2 separate regions of the Homo sapiens genome follow, and region 2 is linked to region 1. Evidence: chromatin loops called from intact Hi-C (ENCODE). Cell type or tissue: IMR-90. All regions are shown on one strand. Links, peaks and the distances in the headings refer to the core of each region. The heading gives the core; the rest is flanking DNA. Region 1 overlaps CD36 (CD36 molecule (CD36 blood group)). Region 2 has its middle 47 kb from the start of GNAI1.

Region 1 (2,927 bases), core at 137-2,636:
TAATGGAGACTCCATGGGAAAACACAAAACAGATCCAGATCCAGATTTAGAATGGTCAGGGTAGGGGTGAGGGTTAAAACACTTTTTAGTACAAGTCTACATAAATGGTCTATGTAACAAATACAAGTTTAGTTAGGTAAAGTACGGCAGATGGTAGCATGCATAAGAACGAACATAATATGTTTTGGGAAATGCAGATATTTGAGTGTGGTTGGATTACAGAGTAAGAGGTGAGGAGAGTAGTGGAAATAAAGTTATTGAAACAAGTAAGATCTCAAACATAAAAGAGTTGCATCTAATACTCAAACGAGACTTTATCCTGAGGATAAGGAGGAAAAAGTACAGGGGCTTCAGCAGGGGAATATTTAGAGCACATTTTCTTATATTAGAAAGAATGATCAAAATACAAGGCCTATCCAGCACTGCTTTTTCCCTTTTTCAGGACTTCTTTAATGAGAATTAGAGATAAGAATATAATTTCCATTTTTAAGGGTTATAGACTAACTTCCCCAGCCCCTCAAGTATATTGAATACTTTTGCTAGTTCTAATCTCCTGACTCTAACATATCTAGGCTGCAAAGTACCAACTACATTTTAGGAACGCGGTGAAGGGTGATTATTACAGGAAAAATACATTTCACAAGTGGAAGATATTCACTGAGAAGAAATAAGATATATATCATAATTGCACTGTCATATTTGAATGCCTGTGAAGTGAGTAGATAGCCAAGGTAAAGACTTAAGCAATTGGACTGAATTTTTTAAAAACCCATTTTATTCCATTATAATAAAAATGTAAATTCCTACAGGGTAGGGGTTTATGAGTGTTTTGTATCTCTAAGCATCATGCCTGGTATATAATGAGTTCTCAGTAAATGTATTTACTAAACAAATGTCTCAGATTCTTTAAAAAGAGGATTCAAAGTTGGCTAGAAATATATTTTTAATATAATTTTATTAAAACTACTATTCTTGAAGTACTGCAGACACACAAAGAATATAAAAATCTGAAACAGCACTCAGGACAATTGTATTTTAAATTAGTGTGCATATTACTAATATTTCAAATCAAAGTACTTCAATTTTCAGAAATATGCCCATATATTAAAACAATAGCAACATAATTGTCACGTTACCTAAAGTGTACTGACAACATTATACCAGTAGATGGCAGTCACTAGAAGAAAAATCCTTAAAACAGCCCTGCCTTTAGAATGTTGTTTTAAAAAGGGAACATAATTACTGAATTTTTTGTTTAAAAGTTAGACTGTATGGAAGTTTTGGAACGTGTTTGTTTATAAGGTCAAGGGAAGGAATTTATGCTTTTCTCAAGATTACTTTTTATATTCTTTCCAAAGCAAAGTAACTCAAAAAATGAATTACAGATCTAAGAATATTCTGAAGGAATTACAGCATCTTCATAGAGATGGTGTAGGTAGAAACACACATAAGATCTCAACCCAAGCAATTTCGTGCTTTGATTCAGGTCATATCTTGTCAAAGTGTAATCAAGCTTACTTTAGCAGACAATGGCCAAATACAGCCTGTGGTTCTGTTTGAGGAGGGACATTCTCACATACTTCCAATGTCAGATGGATTTAGGGTATAATTAGTTATGAAAAAGCATGTTTAGCTCAACACATGCACTATCAAAGTGTTAATTTTTTTTCTAAAAGGTACTGGTTGTTTTTCCATTATTTAAGGCACTCAGGCAAACAATAAAAGACTATTTTGGTGACATGCTGAGACAAGATGACCTACAGATAATCAGGAATCCCTTTAAAATTGTTACAGAAAGAGCTATTTATGGATTCTAAAATTTAGCTGTAAATGCAACTGTTCTTCTCCAGTCTTTGCTCCATTGCCTCTCTAAGCAAACCAAATATATCTAACACATCCCCTTTTTGTCCCTTAGAGAGATAGGTTAAAGGCTTTAAGAATAAAATATAGATCAGCTGTCAACTACCAGAGGAGAACTATTTCAATAATATGTTTTCTCATATCCCAAATAATATATTTAAAAGTGAAAAATATGGTCGGGCATGGTGGGTCACACCTGTAATCCCAACACTTTGCGAGGCCAAGGCACATAGATTGCTTGAGCCCAGGAGTTTGAGGCCAGCATGAGCAACATGGCGAAACCTTGTCTACAAAACAAAACCCATAAAAATTAGCTGGGTATAGTGGCATGCGCCTGTGGTCCCAGCTACTCAGGAGGCTGAGGTGGGAGGATCACTTGAGCCTAGGAGGTTGAGGATGCAGTGAACTGTGATCGTGCCACTGCACTCTAGAGTGGGTGACAGAACAAGACCTTGCCTCAAAAAATAAACAAAATTAAAAACAGAAGTGAAAAATATAACTTCCCCCAAACAAACAAAAAAAATCATGATGAGTTCTCAAATTCTAACAACTATTTTCTTTCCTCACACTTACTCAGTTCACTTAGGTTCTATTTCTTAAACAATTATGCTGATACTCTCCTTAGGTCATATGTGAATTCTAGATTTTCATAAGTATATATACACCTATGAATACATATATATATATGTGTGTATATATATATGGTACACCTAACAACATTCTTTGCAACAAGATACTTGTATAGACTCTTGCTAATAATATAAAAACTTTAAGACCATGAAGAAAATTCTAAGGTAAGATGTTTTTGTACCCATAAAAACTAAGTCTTCATTGACAAAATTATGAATTGTCACAGATGCGCACAGAGACACCCGATTCGGGTAAAACTGCTAAGACAGGACATGCACCAAGGCCCTCTGGGGCTTATATGTCATGTGCTATGGTAGTAGGCACCACCCTCACCATGCCTGTTATTTCATTTTATTTTGGGTGTGAATTTTCAATCTGGAAGCATAGTAATGCTTTGGGGAAGAAGGAAAATTATACAATCATCCGATAACCAAAAC
Region 2 (2,927 bases), core at 240-2,739, 570 kb after region 1:
CCCCACTTACAGTGGATTCCAGGGATCAGCAAACTTTTGTTTACAGGACTGTACAGTAAATCTTTTAGGCTTTATGGAGCCATTCTGCTCTGTTGCAATCACTCAACTCTGCCACTGTAGCTAAAAGCAGCCAGACAATATGCAAATGAAGACTGTGGCTGTATTCAGATAAAAATTTATTTGTAAAAACAGGCGTGGCCTGCAGGCTGTAGCTTGCTGACCCCTGTGCTAGGCTGGCAATACAGTTATCTGGGTGATGAACTGTCAAATAATAGTGAAAAAATATTTTGGAAGTGACGATGGAGATTTAAGAAACTTTACTTCTTTTTTTTCTGACCCAACTCTAATTTCATGTTTGTGGTTAAGGTAGAGTAACAGACATCTTGGCTTGTCCCAGGCAGTTTAGGTTTATGCCTGTGATCCCAGCCTTATGATAAACAGACTGCCCCCCAACATCCCGCTTTTCACTCTTTGAAATTTTCCAGTTAGAATGATGAAGTGTACCGTTGCCCTAAATTTAAGAGCTAAAAAAAAATCTTTCTCAATAGGAAAAAGAAGCAGATCTCAATTAAGGCAAAGCTATGGCAGGAAGACATAAAGGACATATAGGAGTTTCTTTACTGAAGGAGGTTTTCCAGAGGCCATATTAGGAAAGGGTGGGAAGGGAGGAGAATTGGGATTTTTATTTAATGGGGTGCATTAAAAATGAAAGAAAAAAGGGAGAATGAGAAGTAAAGAAACAACAACAGTAAAGGAATGAGAGTCTGGGAGAGGAATTAAAGAGATACACTGTTTTATTTGATCAATATTACAAATGGAATATTACTGATAGCTTGTTATGTCTCCTTTAAGAGAAGTCTAGCCCAGATTATTGTTGTATACCCACTGGGAAACAAGGCAAGTTTGTTCTTCAGGCAAAAGTTCACAGAGGAAAGAATCCATTCTCAGAATATTTACATTCCTATTTTCTAAATGTAGTTGGTTTTCAGAAAACATCTAGAGATTGAGATAAGCATTCAAATTTAGAATGTTTATCCAAACCAGATCTTTAAAGCTACACTCATTATACGTATTTCCTGTTGATTTGTAAGTCCAGTATTTTCTCTCTACCTGCTGCCTCCTCTTTTCCTAGCAAGAGCAAATATCATCTCCTTGGTAAAGTTTTCCTGGCATTACTCACTCTATCTTCTGTACTCCCCTATGACACTGAACTCATACATATACTTAGAAATAGATTTGCTATGAAGAAAATGATGCTTCAGTTTCAGGGTAAGCTCCTTCGGAGCCCTTGCCATGTGTTCACATGGATATATGCTTTTGTGACTTTGGCAAATGTAAGATTTTTTTAAAAACTGCCATTGGATAAGTAACATTGCTTCTCCTATTTAACACTCGCTAGTGCCTGTGGTTTGGCAGAGGCTACAAGCATTTCTGGAATCTGTTTAAGGCGATACACTGAGCATGGAATTAGGGGCTTGTGTTTATGTGCTTTACAGTCATTTCCAAGTGCAGTTGTGTTACTGCTGGCCTAGCAGTCCCATGTAGAAATAGTTTCCAGGAGGACTCCTGCTAACTCGCTAGTTCACTCAGCTTTGTGAAACACACAAAAAGTGCAAGTCAAAGGTTATGCGGTGGCTTGCAGGCATCGTTTAGGCAAATTTATACGTGTGAAAGAGAAAGAAGGAGAATACAGGATTTGTCTTAGGGGTAGGGAGCTTCCTTGGCTGAGGTCACAGCCTTTTCTGGGAAGCCCACATCGCATGACTAAGGCAGGCGAGGTAGACGGCTAGCATGGGACTCTTTAATGGGCTACAACTGGCCTGGCAGAGGCAGTCAGGACTGCTTTGCAATTCCACTCGTTCTGCAGCCCAGTTCTGCTTCCTCTCTTTACTTTTCTATTACTCTCTAAGAAACATCTTATACTCCAGTCTCCACCTCAGCATCTGCTTCTGGGTAATACAATTTATGACAATAATCTTGGTTTGGAAAATTCCGTTAGTAATAATTTTCAGATAAAACGTAAAATTCTGACTCTCATGCAGATATAAGCATGAACAATATGTTAAATAAAGTGTTTATTTTACTCATGGTATTGGGAAACCAGGCAGATGTTACAATTGATTTAAAATGAAAGTTAAGGCCGGGTGAGATGCCTCACGCCTGTAATCTCAGCAGTTTGGGAGGCCGAGGCAGGCGGATCATGAGGTCAGGAGATCGAGGCCATCCTGGCTAACACAGTGAAACCCTGTCTTTACTAAAAAAATACAAAAAATTAGCTGGGCGAGGTGGTGGGCCTTTGTAGTCCTAGCTACTCAGGAGGCTGAGGCAGAGAATGGCGTGAACCTGGGGCGGAGCCCGCAGTGAGCTGAGATCGTGCCACTGCACTCCAGCCTGGGCCACAGAGCGAGACTTCATCTCAAAAAAAAAAAAAAAAAAAAAAAGAAAGAAAGTAGTACAGCTATTTAGACAAATTGCAACAACCTTTAGTGGCTACAAATGACTTCCTACAATTAAAAATTAAACATAATATTGGCTCTGTTATTCAAACATATGCTTTCTAATAGAAATATAAACCTAATCAGACTTATTTAAACAATTATATAGAAAAATATGATCAAATTTTTTATCCTTGAAATATAAGTACTGAATTGCATATTGACTAAAATAAAAGTATGTGGAATACAGATAAATGCATGATAATTTAGAATAATATTGTCAATGTGTTAAAAATGTATACAATTGTGTCTGACCATATATCTCTTCAGGGCACAATCCAATTGTCTCTTGCGACAGGATTACAAATTCACAAATGGGATAAGGTGTCTACTGAGTAATTTTAAAGTCCAATTAAAAAGGTATAAATTCTGTCATAATTAAAATTTTTGGAAACTATGTCAAGTCTTCTGGAAATTTGTGGACTTTAATAT

What was found. A loop is a pair of places that touch in the nucleus more often than their neighbours do. Peaks named below come from ENCODE experiments on the same cell type or tissue, not always from the same donor. Only the 100,000 strongest peaks of a DNase experiment are listed, where the experiment ranks them.
Region 2: a loop joins it to region 1, with 2.7 times the contacts of the local background. A loop is called at or near these places in 5 of 110 quality-filtered maps.

Annotation. Positions count from the first base shown.
Region 1 is chr7:80,657,903-80,660,829 of GRCh38, reverse strand. The region is part of intron 4 of CD36 (CD36 molecule (CD36 blood group)); the gene reads right to left. Among named protein-coding and RNA genes, the nearest start is that of CD36, 21 kb to the right of the region's middle. In IMR-90, for the core only: a CTCF peak has its summit at 1,163 (motif pointing right); a DNase peak (open chromatin) is centred at 1,189; H3K27ac peaks cover 377 bases.
Region 2 is chr7:80,086,085-80,089,011 of GRCh38, reverse strand. No RefSeq gene overlaps it. Among named protein-coding and RNA genes, the nearest start is that of GNAI1, 47 kb to the left of the region's middle. In IMR-90, for the core only: no CTCF peak of the experiment used is centred there; a DNase peak (open chromatin) is centred at 1,451; H3K27ac peaks cover 1,666 bases.